Regions from separate parts of the Homo sapiens genome. Here all the other regions are linked to region 1. The links are chromatin loops, found by intact Hi-C in ENCODE. Cell type or tissue: Calu3. All regions are shown on one strand. Each heading gives the region's core, and the rest is flanking DNA. Links, peaks and the distances in the headings are about the cores only. Region 1 has its middle 460 kb from the start of CBLB. Region 2 has its middle 160 kb from the start of CBLB. Region 3 has its middle 180 kb from the start of LINC00882.

Evidence for each region. Hi-C counts contacts between places; a loop is a spot of excess contacts. Peaks named below come from ENCODE experiments on the same cell type or tissue, not always from the same donor. Only the 100,000 strongest peaks of a DNase experiment are listed, where the experiment ranks them.
Region 2: it touches region 1 in a loop (2.4-fold over the local background); 2 of 110 quality-filtered maps call a loop at or near these places.
Region 3: it touches region 1 in a loop (3-fold over the local background); 2 of 110 quality-filtered maps call a loop at or near these places.

Annotation. Positions count from the first base shown.
Region 1 is chr3:106,330,177-106,335,787 of GRCh38, reverse strand. No RefSeq gene overlaps it. Among named protein-coding and RNA genes, the nearest start is that of CBLB, 460 kb to the right of the region's middle. In Calu3, for the core only: no CTCF peak of the experiment used is centred there; DNase peaks (open chromatin) are centred at 1,387, 1,817 and 2,717.
Region 2 is chr3:106,021,775-106,027,385 of GRCh38, reverse strand. No RefSeq gene overlaps it. Among named protein-coding and RNA genes, the nearest start is that of CBLB, 160 kb to the right of the region's middle. In Calu3, for the core only: no CTCF peak of the experiment used is centred there; no DNase peak of the experiment used is centred there.
Region 3 is chr3:107,062,075-107,067,685 of GRCh38, reverse strand. No RefSeq gene overlaps it. Among named protein-coding and RNA genes, the nearest start is that of LINC00882, 180 kb to the left of the region's middle. In Calu3, for the core only: a CTCF peak has its summit at 3,036 (motif pointing right); a DNase peak (open chromatin) is centred at 3,065.

The DNA of each region.
Region 1 (5,611 bases), core at 883-4,882:
GATAATTAGGTTATGAGGGCAGAGAATTTATGAGAGGGATTAATATCCTTATTAAAAAAAAATAAAGGTCCCAAAGAGGCCATCCCTCCTTTTATGCCATGTGAAATTACAATGAAAAGACAGTCATCTGTGAACCAGGAAGTCGGTTCTCACCAGATACTCAATATACTAGCACCTTGATCTTAGACTTCCCATCCTCCAGAACGATGAAAAATAAATTTTTGTTATTTATAAGCTACTCAATTTATGGCATTTTGTTATAGCAGCCTGAACAGACTAAGACAAAACATTTTCCATATGAGCTAGGAGGACAGTTATGTAGAACCTTGGGAACAGAAAGTTTTAAGACGTACACATACACACGCACACACACACACACACACACACACACACACACGCTCAATTTCCCTCGAATCAAGCTCCAAACAGCTGAAGCACTCTGAAAGTCCTTAAAATTGTATGAAAATGGTAATACCTTAAACAGTAATAATTATTTCCTCCCAGCACATTGGATGTATCTGAATATTTACAATCAACATTTTTAAAGAATGTGCCTTTCCATGTGACTATGCACAGGGTCCTCCCTGCAGATATTTAGGAGATAACATGTAATAGATATCCACAAACCCCATCTGACAGACGAGTTTCATTGTGAAAAGTCATCATACATCATCCTCTCAGATATGTTGTTTTCTAGTCTTTTTCATTTAAACATACTGTTTTTTTTTTAATCGAATTTAGAGACCTTTAGACTGGGGTGGCTCTGGCACTTCAAATTCTTTGGTGAACAAATCAAAGCCCAATGTAAACAGTAAATGGAAACTAGGGTAACTCTACCAATCAGAAATCACTAACTGTGGGAATAAGCAAGCAAAGAAGGAGAGAATGGAGATGCTGGAAAAAAATGGGGAGCAGAAGGTAAGGAAACCAATTTAGGAAGAGAGTAACTTTAGATAAAGGACTAAACACCACTTTCCATGGACAGAAATAAATCTCGAAGGGATGGAAAATAATGCAGGCAAGATAGTGAATTGTTGGCCAGGAAGCTGAGGGAGCAAGCGAATGAGGGTGTTCTTTTCTCTGAAAACAGAGGCTATCATTGACTGAAAGCGAGGTGGAGAATTAGATTTGAGACTTGTACCCTGTCATATTGGAAAACCAGATCCATTTTACATGAAGTTATACAATGTATTTGTGTTATAATATATTTTCAAATACAGCACCTGAAATAAGAACCCCAACCCCCAAAGAAAAGGAAAGAAAGAAAGAAAAGAAATTACTAACTAACTTCTAACTAGGAACTTTCCATTCTAACCAAAGTTGTTTTGTTTGTCGTGCTTCTGCAAACCCTTCAGAAAAGTTTCCCCTTTTGCCCCTCCTGGCAGAGTGCTAACCACTTGTGGTCTGAAGCTGCCTTGATTCATGAGTCACTGAATGCTTTAATAAATTCTTTAAAAGATAAATGTAATAAAGCTTTTCTTTTATCAATACCTTTCACCTGAGACCTTTCCTCAACCAGTTCCAAAATTCCCGAAGTAAACACATCCTGAGAACAGCTAGTATTTACCTTGAGCACAAATGATCTTACAGTCCAGGAATGCAGAATGGATTGACTAGCACAAATCAGATGATGGCATAAGTCATTTTCTTGATATACAGGTGGAGGTCTACTTAGTGACCAGAAGAATTAGTAAAACATGAGCAGTAGTTTCTATAATCCTTAGGGCACACTGCATCTGTCAATGAAATAATGTCTTTTAGAGCAGTTGCCTCATGACTACACTTCACATGTGGTACACTTGAGTCACAGGCCTTGTGGGAGGCGAAGAACAGGTGAGACAGGCAAGGGCTCAATGTCTAACATGCTGAGACAAATAGATTGAGACCTCAGAAGGGAGAAGATAGTTTCTTTCAAAACTCTTGAAATATTTAATATCCTGGAGTGAAATAAATCCTAATTTAGAATTCTGTTTTCTTTTAAAAATTTTTTATACGACCTGTGGCCTCTTTTGTATTTTTCTTTTTGTCATTGCTAGCTAATAGATATGACACTTCTATTTTAATTTTTTGATGTTTTCTTTAAACATGTCAGATAAGTAATAATCCTGCATCATTATCTCTTATTCTGAAATATAAGTAGCTTTCAAAGTTGTCAACTTATAGTGGGATTAAATGGAGGAAAAATAGAAGATTTTGATGCTAAAGAATATAGATTGGTGAAAGCAAACAATTAATCATCTAATAATTACTGAGCATGGTGGGACAATTATACTTTTTGCTGCCTCAAGGAGTTTATAATCCTTTGAGGAAGACAAGTCATAAATTAAAATTTAATAATCTGTAGCAAGGATCAGTAAACTTTTTTTTTTTTTTGGTAAAAGTATTTAGCTTTGCAGACCCAAAGGAAAAGTAGAAGACATTATATACCTAGTTACTTATAAAGAGAGAACACTCTTGCCTTGCCCTATCCCGTTTGCCTGGGATAGACTGTGAATGGCGGTGGGCCAGCTTGAACTGCTGCAGTCAGCTGGAGATATTCTTCAAACCAGGAGAAACTATCCTGAGGTGGAGGGGCCTGTTTGGGGGTGGAGTGGCAGCTACCTTGGTCAGATTTAGTCTCTGTCCCAGTCATACCCAGATCCTTGTATGCCTTCTTTTCCCAGAAAGCCCAGTCATTTCAACTTAGGCAGGTGGCTAGAGGCGTGGTGACTCATGGAGTTGATGATTTCCTGACCGAGATTCCACTACTTGGTGCCTGGCAGTTGCCAATTGCTGATTTCCCCCAATAGATGGTGACCTTGAATAGCAGTGAATCTCAGGTGCAGGGTAGAGAAGCAAGCATGGGAGCAGAGTTGGGGACAGAGAGATTCCTAGGCTTACTCTCTGTGGTTCATAGTGCTAGCTTGCTCAAGATGGGTGCCAGTAGGCCATAGTGATTTATAGAATCCTTGTCATGTACCAAGCACCCAGCTAGATATTCAAGTACAAGGATGAAACAATCACAGTTTTATTACATTTATCTCACAATAAAGGGTTTAAAGAATACTATAAAAATGTTGTGATAGATAACTTTTGCTAGTGTTAATTACCATAATAACTCGGAATTGTGATCAGAAAGAAATTCATTAAGAGGATATACATTGAGCCCAGTGTTAAATGATAAAATTGATGAAATAGTGAGAAGAGAAACTACCTCAGATAGAGGAAGTAAAATTGTTAAAGAATAATTTTTTCAAAAGTCAAATCATGACTTATAAAATATAAAATAGATATGCATCAAAGATCTTACATAACTAATTTTTATCTTTTTCATTATTTAGGAAATCCATAAGATGTAAAAAGCAATTTTTAAAAAGTAAAAAATAGTGCCTATATGAGCATGAAAGAATGCTGAAATAAATTTGCTATCACATACAAAAGTGGTGTCTTCAGCAGTCTAGAAATGAATTTCATCTCCACCACACAAAATTCATTTGCATTTCTCTTAACAGGAGCTATCTGCATCACCATCATCTCTCTACAAATTATCTCCACAATGTTGCAAAATAGTTAAATAAAATGAAAGGCACTTATTCTTACAGAATCCCGTAACCCCAGAAGTGTCCTTGAGATAATGCTCAACATTCCACTGTAAAGGTAACCAGTTATCATTTCTCAATTCCAAAATCCTTTATCAGACAATATGAACAAAAGTAAAAAGAAAATACAATGTATTTGGTTCAGAGATATCTAAGATGCTCAGTTCTTCGTCATCTAAATTTCTTAAAATTGCTACCTGTAATAGACTATTTTACACAGTAAACCTGAAAGTGTTAAAACTACATCCTGACATTATAATTTCTAGCATCTCAGTAGATATGTAAGGAAACTATTGAGGAATTCAAATTGGTGTAGAGTGGGAGCTTTTCAACATTCTGTAAACTCCATAATGCACAGTCACCCTCTCAACTCTATTGCATAGGGGTAGTCCTGCTCAATGCTTTAGCTCAAATAAATATGTGCAAAGTGAAGAAACAAAACAAAACAAAACAAAACAAAAACAAACCAACATTAACAGCTTGGCAACCAAGGAAATGTCTATCACAAAGCCCATTCACTTTACTCCAAAGAGATAAATAAGGGCCAACATGTAATAAATTAAGAAAGCCAGATTCCTTCGTTATATACCAGATCTTCCCTATGTTAACATTAGACTATGTCAGCATTAGACTAAAAACAAAAAAATGCACTAACAGCAAGAAAGCAAAGGAGTAGATAGAAAAAAAAAAAAAAAAAGAACTGCCAATTCGAACCCTTAAAAGTAATGGGACCAATTTGATGTAATAGTTCTAGTGTTATTAGGGCTGTCTAGGGTTACTTGAGTAATAACGTAGCACCCTGTTAAAACATAGCACAAAAAAATGGTATTCATGGCAGTGGTTTTGCATCATGAGTAAAGACTCAAACCATGTCCAGAACATTTTCATTTGTGAAGACAATTAAATACATTATATATATTTGGAATAATTCTGCTAAAATTTATTTATTATGGTTTTAAAATCTGAGTGCTCAGACACAGTGTCAGATTATTTTAAAAGGTAGAAAGTTGAAGTTTTTTATAATTAGGAGGAATAGAAGTATGGGTAGAGGCAGTGATTATAGGGCAGAATAGAATGATAGTAATTAGATAAAATACTGGTCAACTAAGAAAACCTTTGCAAGTTCTAAAATACTCTACTAAGAAGTAAGATGAATGGTAAATTTCTAGTGTTCAAATTATTAAGAATAGTTCCAAGGAAGAGAGAAATCTAATCCACTGCAAAATTGTAACATTCAACTTTCACATTGGATGATAATAACAGCTAAAATTTATTGTGTTGCATGGTGCAATATATGTCATTGTATTAAATGATCCTTACTATATATGATTAGTACTTCATTTAATACTCAAAATAATCATATGTGAAAGGCATTATTATTATCTCCATTTCACAGATGAGAAAAAAGAAGCTTACAAAGAGATTAAGATTACCAACTACTCCATGGCAGAGGCAATTTGAACTTAGATTGTGTGAGTCTAATACATGGTCTTTTAAGCATTCTGCTGTTTTATTTTCCATTTAATTTCCAAAATAGCTATTTGGAATAATACTTTAGTCAGGGTTCTCCAGAGAAACAGAACCAGCAGGAGGTAGGTAGGTAGGTAGGTAGATAGATAGATACATAGTTACATAGATAGATAGACAGACAATTATAGGAATTGGTTCAAGCAATTATGGAGGCCAAGAAGTTCCACAATCTGCTGTCTGCAACCTGAGAACTAGAAAAGCCAGTGGTATAACTCAGTTCAAATAGTAGGGCCTGAGAACAGTGGGGACCAGGGCATGAGGCCTAATAGTGTAAACCCAGATAGAGAATGAAGGCCTGAGAACCAGGAACAGCAAAGACCAAAGAAAAGATAAAAGTGCCAGCTCAGATTGAACAAATTATTCTTTCCTCCAGCTTCTTGTTCTATTCAGGGCCTCAACAGACTGGATGGTTCCTACCTCCATTGGTGAGAGCGATCTTTACTCAGTCTACCTATTCAAATACTAGTGTTTTCTGTAAACACCATCAGAGACACACCCAGAAA
Region 2 (5,611 bases), core at 583-4,582, 310 kb after region 1:
TTGTAATCCCAGCACTTTGGGAGGCCGAGGCGGGTGGATCATGAGGTCAGGAGATCGAGACCATCCTGGCTAACACGGTGAAACCCTGTGTCTACTAAAAAATACAAAAAATTAGCCGGGCGTGGTGGCGGGTGCCTCTAGTCCCAGCTACTCGGGAGGCTGAGGCAGGAGAATGGCGTGAACCCGGGAGGCGGAGGTTGCAGTGAGCCGAGATGGCGCCACTGCACTCCAGCCTGGGCGACAGAGCGAGACTCCGTCTCAAAAAAAAAAAAAAAAAAAAAACAAATGAGTGGATTACTGATTTTGACTTATGTCTAGCATGTTATGTTTCCCTTTTTTCCTTATTTTTCCCTGGGTCCTTTTTTTTTTTTTCTTATCTCTTGCTGTGATGATGCAATTTCCTGGTTTTTTTCCTGTTATTCTTTTTGTATGTTTTGCTTATATGGATGTATCGACTGTATTTCTGTCTTTTCAGTGGTAACATTAATATTTTAGATACAGAATTACCATGTAATAATTATGTCTAATAATGATTTATCTGAGTTTGTTTTTTCTTTATTATTATCAACATTAATTTTTGGTTTTTTATAGGTAAGAGAGAAGGCCAGAGAATTTGAATTGACCTGTGTCACTTAGCAACAAGTAAAACCCACTTTCAGCAAATGAACTTGCTGAAATTCAATATATATCCTAAACTTTAAACTTTTCTAATAAATTTAAAGCATTTAGTTTCTCTTTTCTCCTCTCAAACCATATGTTATTTACATTATTTCTATCTAGAATTTTAGTTTTAAGTATTTTCGAAAAGAAATAAATTCAACAAAAATTACTTATTTAAATAAAATGTACAAACATATTTGATCTTTTTTTCTCACAATTGCTAACTGCATTTTTTGCCTTCCATACAAGTATACTCTTCTTTTTGCTGAGTAAATGCTTCTGAATTTCCATGAGTAAAAAATTCCTTTACTTGTTTATGTATTAAAAATGTTTTCCTAATGTCCTTACTCTTGAATGATTGTTTATAGGCGTACATAATTGTAGTTTGATAATCTTTTCTTCAGCACGTTGAAGCTATTACTTCATTGTCTTCTGATCTCTACTGCTTCTAAAGAGATATCTGTTCTCATTCTAATTATTAGAAAATTTGTTTTTCTCCCAGAGAGGCTTTATGATTTTCTCTTTAGCTATTATGTTCTCCATTTTGCTGTTTGTCAAAGTATTGTTTACTTTTATTTTGCTTAGCACTTGCCGTGCAGTTTCTAAATGGAGATTCAGTCCTTCAGCCTGGAAATAGTTCTAAGTCACTTTATGTCTTTAAATATTGACATTTTCTCTTTTGATAATTCGATGGGAAAAAAATCAAGTCAGACCATTCTTCAAGACAGTCATAACTTTGACATCATATTTTCCCTTCCTTCTCTTTCTTTTTCATCCTGTAGATCAGTTCCTCAGTACTCTTTCTAATTCATTAATCTCTCCTTTAGCTCTTCTAAACTGATGTTAACCTAACTTACTCAATTTTTTGGTTTTTATTGCTTTTTAATTTTAATGATATGATTTTTTTATTTCTAAAATTTCTCTTTAGAACTTGAATATAGACACGTTTTTGAAACATAACCATTTTGGTACTATAATCATTTCTTTTCTTAATTTATACATTTTAAGATCTTAAAAATACATACTTAAATTTTTCTCAAATTGTGCAATCATAATTATGTCATCCAGTTAACATCTGCTTGATGGCTCTCTTTCATGATTTCTTTTTAGGCTTATAAGCTTTGAAATTTTAGTGGTGCTGCTACAGTGTTCCTTTCTCGGTTTGTTTGTTTGTTTTGGCTCAGTCTCTCTCACCTCTCCATGTGTGGCAGTTTTACAGTTGTCTCTACCTGCCTTGCCCTTGTATTGGCACCCAGAGCTCTCAGAATGCAGGGATATTACGGGTGTATTAGCTAGTTGGGGCCTGGCCAGGCTTTGGTGAAGCACCTATTTGTGCTTCCTCCCACCTACTAGGCAACAACTTATCAGCCTCAGCTTTGCCTCTGAACTTGGCTGGCCTGGCCTAACTCTCTGTAGTACACACTGAATCCGGCTCCATTCTGCCACCCGTTTTGATCCTCAGAAGTTGAAAGCATGAACATTTCTGCTACTTCCTTGTCCTGGAATGTGGTAGGCCTGTGACTTAAACCACATTTACTGCCATGTGTTTTTATTCTGCTTCTGGTCTTCAAAGATGTTTATCTTCCTTTTGCTTGTCACCCCGTCTTTTAAAAGCGTATGTGACATATCTTCTATCTTTGCTGTGAGTTTTTGAGGAGGAGCAGGAAAATATTCTACAGAAACTGCCAGTGCCAACTTGAACAGCAACCTCATTGCAAGTGGCTCTATAAGAGCAAAGGCCATCAGTAACAGTTACAGATCTAATTACAAGTTTACATGAAAATCTCAGCCCATCACTGTTACAGTTCTGAGTGCCACTTATTTAGCAAGGGAAAATTACCTATGTAATATGGTTTCAGAGTATTGATTAATCCCTTTAACACAGTTGTATGCTAGTGTCTGAAATTTTAGGAAGCGTTTCATACATTTGACATAATATTACAAATAGTTTTGTTTCTCCTAGTAAAATATACATCTCCTTGTGTTTGATATGACTTTAAGCTTTATGAATCATCTGTGTCCTACTGCCTTGTTGTAAAGCTATTTGTCAAATTCTTTCCTAAGATTAAGGTTTGATTAGAAAGACGAAAGAATATGAGGGAACCTTCTGCCTAGCATGTAGATTTGGATGAGAAATTACATTGCTTTTAAAAGAACACTGGTATTGGAGTTAGTAAAGAAGAGGGGTCCTGACTTACAGCTGGACAGATCATCTTGGACAGATTTTTAATTTCTGGGCAATTCTATTTTCTTAGTTTCTAAAATGGAATCTTTATGATGATTACATGAGATAATGTATGTAGTAGCACTGACTATATAGTAGGTACTCAATAAATGTTAGTTCAAAGAAAGTAAGAAACAGAAAGTTTACACCTGGAGCACCAAGGAGGGTTCCCAATCCATCTACTTACTTTTGCTTTTCTCAGTCACAAATCTCATAGAACGAGTCTCAATAAATAAGTTACATTTACTGCAAATCAATTATCTAGTCATTAATCTTAGGGAAGTACTTTAACTCTGAAGATTTTATAATCATAGCTTCAGAGGAAAACATTCAAATTGAGTAGACTTGAATAAACCACTGATTTGTCAGTGAAGTCAAAGAATCTGAATAAATTCATTTTAAGTGTACATTCATTATTTTCAATGACAATTAGTTTTGGGTGGAAACTCTCAACTAACACTTTTGCAAAGACCAAAACAAATCACTTTGCAGAATGATTAAGGAGGCAACAAAGAGCAACTGAATTTATTCCTTGTTAAAGATATTTGCTTTTATATTAGTCCTAAGAGAAATATCATGGCCTAGGAGATTGCCATTGAGCTAAATCTTACATTACACATTCAGATATATTTAAGCTCACAAAATAGCTCCAAATCCCATACTACTCTTATAAAATAATCATAATTAATTGCTATGGTATCAACATTGAGCCTAAAGGATAGTAATAATTCTATCTTATATTTTCATAGTTCCTTGCAATTTTCAAGGCACTTTTATAGGCCTTATCTGATTTGAGCCTCACAATAAGACTATAAAGCAGGAATTACTATCTCCAGTACACAGATAAGGAAAATGAAGTAAAGAGAAGTGAAATGATGTTGCTCAGTAATTCAGAGCTCCATCAACTATACTGTAGTTGGCAGGGCTGATCAAACTTTCTAGTGCCTAACACAGTATCATCTACACTGTAGGCATTTAAATTTGTACTTATGATATAAAAGTAAGATTTACTGAGCTGAGTATTATACAATATATTCAAAATTCCCAAGATTGCTTAGAGAATTTACATCATAGACTACCATTAAAATGCATGTTTTTGGGATTTAATAAAAATCAGTGATTTCTAATTCTCCATCTCTTGAGAAATTATCTTCTGCATGTTTTATTTCAAGGATATCAAGCACTTCACCACTTATTTTTTTTAACTCCAAATTGGCAATGAAAGGAATTCAGTATTGCACAAAATGTAACTTCGTACAATTCTCTAAAACCAACAATCAAGAAAGAAGACACCTCCTCATTCTTGATTAAGTATAACATGCCCTGATATGTTATACTTATGTTCAAAAAGATCTTATGAGACATCAGATACTGAGCTCAAATAACTATACCAAAGGATTAAACCCAGAGCTTGCCTTAACAAGAAGTTCGGATTTGTTTTGCTAAGACATTACACATGCATGATGACATATTTTAAATATACCAGTGCCTCTTGAGCAAAAGGGCTATCGTAATATTTACAATATTATAATATCATAAATTTTTAGCAGCACATATTACTACTATGGGTTTATATTTCGGCGGTTTGAATTCCAGCAGGTCTTGAAATTATTTTTATAACTTTAAATGAGGTGCATTTCCTCATGTCTTATAAACAGTAAAAACTATTTCTATCTATATTACCCTTTCCCTATTTTCTAAACTACATATTTTGGTCTTATTCATCTATGTTTCCATCCATGAGTCTTTCATATACTGGTGTTAATTTTATTGTGAGGATATAAGTCAATATCATTCCAAGAGAAACACGCCTGATACACTCTAACAAAGTGAGTGATACTACTTCACTTAATTACAAGCTCCTATCCCCCAACAAACAAAAATAACAAGGAAAACTCTGCTCTTCACATTTTCTTCTGGCATACTGTGTGACCTGAAGAAAATTCCATTTCCTGCAGTCTGGCATCACATTTTAAACAAAGCTGCACTATGACTTCCGCAGGCTTTTGGCAATTTTGCCTTTTTGGGCCTCTTTTTTATTAAAAAAAAAAGTTTTTAAATGATATTTTATTACTGTATTGGCACCAAGATGAATATATTGATATTGCATATTAAAACTTTTTTATCTAAAAGTTCATCTATTTCTGATTTTAAAATAAATTAAAATATTTTTGTGACACCCTAGAGGTACTCTGGGCTCTAAACACTATGCCTGCTATTTCTAATAGATAAGTCAGCCCTGATTCTAATCCTTGGGAAAACAGATTTTTAAAAAATGAATTTGACAGCGGTTTTCTTAACAATTCTATTTATATTGATGCTCTTCTTAGTGTTAAAGTCTCTGAAAAGTATTAGGGACTTCTTCAGCATTTAAGAAGTAGTCATCTCCACGCAAATGTAATCAATACAAAGGTTATTAATTTATATAATTTCACACAAAAAAGCCTAACATTGCCTTACAATGTGCTGGGACTAGAGTAAGAGCCTTATATGCATCATTTCATTTAATCCTAACTACCCTCAAGAAGTAGGTATTATTATTATTACTTGCATTATACAAATACCAAAACTAAGGTTCAGAAGAATAAAGTGGTATATTCAGTGTCCCACAGGAAGTACATGGTACAGGCAGAATCTAAATCAATGGTTGTCTGAGCCTTAACTTCAATCCCTATCCCAGTTGGTGTTTAATATATTATTTTGATGATTATGATATATTTGAGTTAC
Region 3 (5,611 bases), core at 698-4,697, 730 kb before region 1:
TCTCATGTTGAATTGTGATCTCGAGTGTTGGAGGTGGGGCCTGGTGGGAGGTGATTGGATCACGGGGGTGGTTTCTAATGGTTTAGCACCATCACCCTAGTGCTGTCTTGTGATAGAGTTCTCACAAGAGCTGGTTGTTTGAAAAGTGTGTAGCACCCCCCAGTCTTCGTGCGCTGTCTCTCCTGCTGTTATGTGAAGAGGTGCTTGCTTCCCGTTTGCCCTTCTGCCATGATTGTAAGTTTCCTGAGGCCTCCCCAGCCATGCCTCCTGTACAGTCTGTGGAACTGTGAATCAATTAAACCTCCTTTCTTTACAAATTACCCAGTCTCAGGTGGTTCTGTATAGTCTGTGAGAACAGACTAATACACAACCTGAATGTCTTAGTAACACAAATAAAACATGGTGAGTTTAAAGGTAGTTCCAAACACAGTGTGCTTGCCCAACACTTCCACCCACATGGACCCTCAATATATGAAGTCTGATCCTTGAAATCAATGTCACTCTTTCCAGATTTGGTTCTTCAGCTTAGTCTGAGTCTATATTCTTTTGTTTTTCCTTTTATACACTCTGGGAAAGAGTGTTGTCTGATATGATGCGATTTCGACATTTTAAGGGCTTTTTCTAAAGGGCTTATTTTATCTTTTGTTCCAATCCTGTGCCAAATCATAGGATTTCATTGATTTAGTGGTGAATAGTTAGGATTTCATGATTGCAATCATGTTTATTTTAGAAATGGAAAATTGAGTAAGGCAGAAATCATCTATTCAATGCAATCATATTTTTTAATATTTAAAAATGCTACATAGGTGTGCATATAATACAGGATTGGGAATTGGAAAGTTAGGTTCTGGTTTCTGCTTTGCTATTGCAAAAAAAACAAAACAAAACAAAACTTAATCTTTGGACTTCTGTTTCATCATAAGTTAAAGAATTAGGTGGCTCTAAATGATTTTCATATAATAACCCAGTTTAAACAATTTTGTGAAGAGTCTTAACACTATGCTACATGTGAAACAGAGCAACACGGCAGTAATAATATCTCTAAAGTGCATTTTAAAGACTTTTATCTATGGCCGGGCACGGTGGCTCACGCCTGTAATCCCAGCACTTTGGGAGGCCGAGGCGGGTGGATCATCTGAGGTCAGGAGTTCAAGACCATTCTGGCCAACATGGTGCAACCCTGTCTCTACAAAAATACAAAAATTAGCCAGGCGTGGTGGCGGACGCCTGTTAACCCAGCTACTTGGGAGGCTAAGGCAAGAGAATCACTTGAACCTAGGAGGCGGAGGTTGCAGTGAGCTGAGATCACGCCTTTGCACTCCAGCCTGGGTGACAAGAGTGAGACTCCATCTCAAAAAAAAAAAAGACTTTATCTAACTTCACGTTTTCTTACTAGTGATTTTTTTCATCTTCTGACTTGCTGCAAGAGGGTATTTCCCTAGTTTCAATGGTTTTGAAGTTAATTTGTTCAGCTTCTGCTTAGTGGATATTTATGAGAGGTAATACTTGCCTTTAATTTCTTTTCAGCTTTTCTACTGCTGTCTTTTTCTTATTACTTCTTTTTAAGTTAGCTCCGACTTTGCTATTTTTAGAGAGAAGCAATAAGGATGGCACAGTGGTTACAAGAGGTTAGAAACAATTGAGATGAGAATCCTATTTTTGTTGATATAATTTATATGCAATTCGTAGCTTCAAAATGAAACACTGACATGGTCATCTTTTTAAAACTAAAAAATGATATAAAATTCCTAGTGCATGTGTTTTAAAAAATTCTTTCATAGTGAACAAATCATGCAAGATATTAATTTTTTTTCCCTAAAAGACTATTCTAAAGTCTCCCTGAACATGTCACTTCAAAATGTAAACAAAGAAACAAAACTGTCATCTATTGGAGTTGGGTGTGATTTTTGTCTTTTGTCTTCTCTGTCACACTAGTTTTCAGTTCTTTGCTGTCATGTGGCCCACTTTTCAAAGATGCAATTATGTGGATTTCAGGGGGCCGTCAGCTTGCCTTCCCCAGTTGCTCTGGGCCAGCTCTGGTCTCCAGATACCTCTGATGGAGGCGAGTCCCAAAGTTGATAACTAGGAAGAGACTGTGTATGCCAGGGACGGATGACAAGATGTGCTGAGCCTTGGGGAGACGCGGCAGGATGTTACTAATGAAAGAGGGCCCTGCTGCCGAGGGAGGGGAAGGAAGCAGATGTGAGGGCAAGATTCAGGTGACAACCTCAGCGTTCCAGAGATACAGGATGTTATGGAGGAGGGAGAAAAGCAAGTTGGCATTTGGCAGAATGCACAGAGGCGAGACTCGAGAGTGGGCGGTGGAAGCTGAGGCTTTCAAAGATTTCTGACCTTCTGCCTGCCAACTTGGAATTAGATTTCTTGATGGAGGGGGAGAATGGGGGAAGGGGGTAGAAAAGGCAGATGCCAAGAGAGATTACTGATTTGGCAACCAGACAAAAGGATGCTGTGGCTGGCACCTGCAGCAGAGAAGGGCAGAACGGTGTAGCCAGTAGGTCTAAGGCAATGGGCTGAGTGCCAGAGTTTGAGCTGCTACAGAGCGGCCTGAGATGGCCTCTTTTTTAGACACGAGAAAATAGTCTGTAGAGAAATAAAATTTAAAAATGAGAAATTTAATATCTTTGGATAGATTTTTAGGATTGGCATTTACAAGCGTATTCAGTTGCCTTTCTCCTGTCTGAGGAGCATAACCTTTTGTGGTCAGATTGATGATGCTCTTTAAAAAAAAATCCCAGCAATATTGTTACATTTCCAATTCCAAAACCAAAGTGGTGGGATTTGACTATAGGTTTCCTCATTTCCCCAGCAGTGAATACGAAGTGACTTTTCCATGTCCCAAATGTTGACCCAGAACAATATCATTCCCTGTGAGACAGGAGTAACTGATTACATTAGAATACAATTTTGTTGCCACAGAAATCAGGAAACTTTAAATTTAGCAGCTTCCTTCTAGGGTTTTTTGCTCTGGGCTCTCAGCAAGCGTTTGCGTTTCTACGTCCTATATCACCGTGCACCACTAGATGTCACTGTTACTCGGGTCTTTGGGTAACAGACTCAACAATATGCCTGACCTTTTGTGCCTGGGGAAAAACAATCTTCAGAAGGGGAGGATAATACTGTCTGTGTGGATTTAAATAAGACCTCTTTACCTGGCATTTTTATCGAAAAACAGATACTCCATATGTTGTGTTGATTGCTGTTTCCCTTTCTGTTTTTGAAAGGGAGAGACTGAATTAAATGCGTTTCTTCCCACAAATGTACCTTACCATTTCTCCTTATTCTCAATTCTCCCTTAAAAATGTAGCTTTTAGCTCCATAATATAAGAAATATTTGTTAGAAAATTAGGAAAATCATCATTCTATGGGTATTTAGAATCTATATATGGACTGCAAATGTTTCTTCCCTAATCTCTTCCTAACCTTAGAGAACTTCAAAATGCATTGTCTCATTTCCTAAGGAAAAATGTTGTAACTCTAACTAGGAAAAGAATCCTGTGAGAGCACAGCAAGTCAGCGTTAAGAATTGAATTTTCATGACTACCCTCGGATACATCCTTGAACCTAAGGGACAAATGTTGCCGTGAGTTTCAGGTTGTTTAAATGGTGGTGTTAGACACACAAATCATTCATTTTCCTGCTAAATTTCCTTTTCTTTTATTGAATATTGGATACAGGTATGTCTTTTAAGATGTGGCCATTGATTCATATATACCAGAGCATTATTTAAACATGAAATTAAATAAGATAATTAAATAACAATGCATTTATAAAGCGTTCTTGAAAATAGATTAATTATTTAGAGCATTTGAGTGAAAAGTCTCAATACGATTTCACTATAGCAAATGATAGCCATTAATAAGTCATAACAGGATAATAACATAAAACAAAAAATGAAAACCTTACAAAATATATCTTAAAAAGCGAAGTAGGGCTTTACTTTGAGTTGAGTTCGTGGTACAAAATGAATCAATTTGTTCTTTTTGGAACTTTATCTCCAACCGTGTAATATTTGTGTCTTTAACTGTTGGCTGCTTCTAACAGTTACTGAGCCAATTGACCTCCAAACTAGGACTACATCAATCTGTTTTCTCTCTAGCTGCGATGCCACAGTATTTATAGGTTATTCTGCACTGGAATTTTACCCCCTGGAGATAACTTGTAGCTATGGGCCAATGCCAACTCATTCTGACTCAGGTGGGGATAATAGTCCTTAAGATGAAGTTGCCATGGACTTTAACAATGTTTGGGGTCTTATTCTCTCTGCTCCTGTTCGCAACTCCTCACACTTTTTCCCCTCCCCTCTCTTCCTCTTCCCTTCAATTCTCTGTTCTGTATTCTTCTCTATCTCTTTCTTTTTCCTCCTGCCCTTTCTGTGTTTTCCTTCCATATGTGTGACCCTTAGATTTGTTGTAGAACTATATTGGAGATCGAATTATGATCACTTCTATATTAGTTTCCAGTGGTTTCTGTAACAAATAATCCAAATTTGGTGGCTTAAAGCAACAGGCATTTATTATTTTTTAGTTCTGGAGGTCAGAATTCTGAAACCCATTTCCTGGGCTGAAGTTAAGATATCTTAATTTCAGAGCTGTCCTCCCTATGAAGGCTCTAAGTGTATCTGTTTCCTCGCCTTTTCCAACTTTTAGAATTGCATTCCTTGCATTCTTTTGCTCCCCACCCCATCCTTCAAAGCCAGCACTGTAGCATCTTCAAATCTCCCTCTCTGCTGAGGCCATGACATTGTCTTCTCTCTTTTGTGTCAAATCTCCTTCTGCCTCCCTCTTGGGACACTTTTGAGCATATTTAGGGCCCACCTTGATAACCCAAGTTAATGTTTCCATTTCAAGATCCTTAATCACATCGGTAAAGCCTTTTTTTTTTTTTTAATATAAAGTAACACTACGAGTTCCAGGGATTAGGACCTGGATATATTTGGGGGCCATTATTCAGTCTCCCACAGCTTTTTAGCTGTGTGGTTGTGCAATTTATTTAGTCCCTCTAAATTTTAGTTTCCTTGCCAAATAGTGTTAAGTGAGGACTTAATGAGAAAATGCTTGCAAAGTGCTTAGCATAGTGCTTGGCAAAGAGTTAAAGCCACTTTAAATTAAAATAATTTAAGTGCTAATAAATATTACTCCTGCTATCAAATAAGATTATCTCATTCTTTCCCTCCCACTCATCTTTATGGTACTTCAATCTACCTTCTGACCTCATCTCTCTACCAGAACATTTATTTCAAGGTCTCCAGTCTCTTCTAGCTGGTCAAATTCTTGGGCTTCATTTAGCAGCATTTAATTAGGTAAACCACTTATTTTACTTAGAAATGCATTCGTTATTTTGCTTCTGCCATAACATATTTTCTGTTTTTTTTTTTCTACTTCACTGGATACTTCTGTTTTCTTTACTGTCTTCTCCTTCTTTTAATCTACAGTAAAATATTGGTGTTCCTCAGAATTCTGTCTTGAAGACTCTTTGTCTATTTTTATACTGAGATGAAGAGTAGCCTGGCAGTTTGATGATCTTAAAGAAGATAGTGGGGCAGGAATACAGGCAGCAAGGGGTGGGAATGGCATGGGACAGAGCTGGAGTT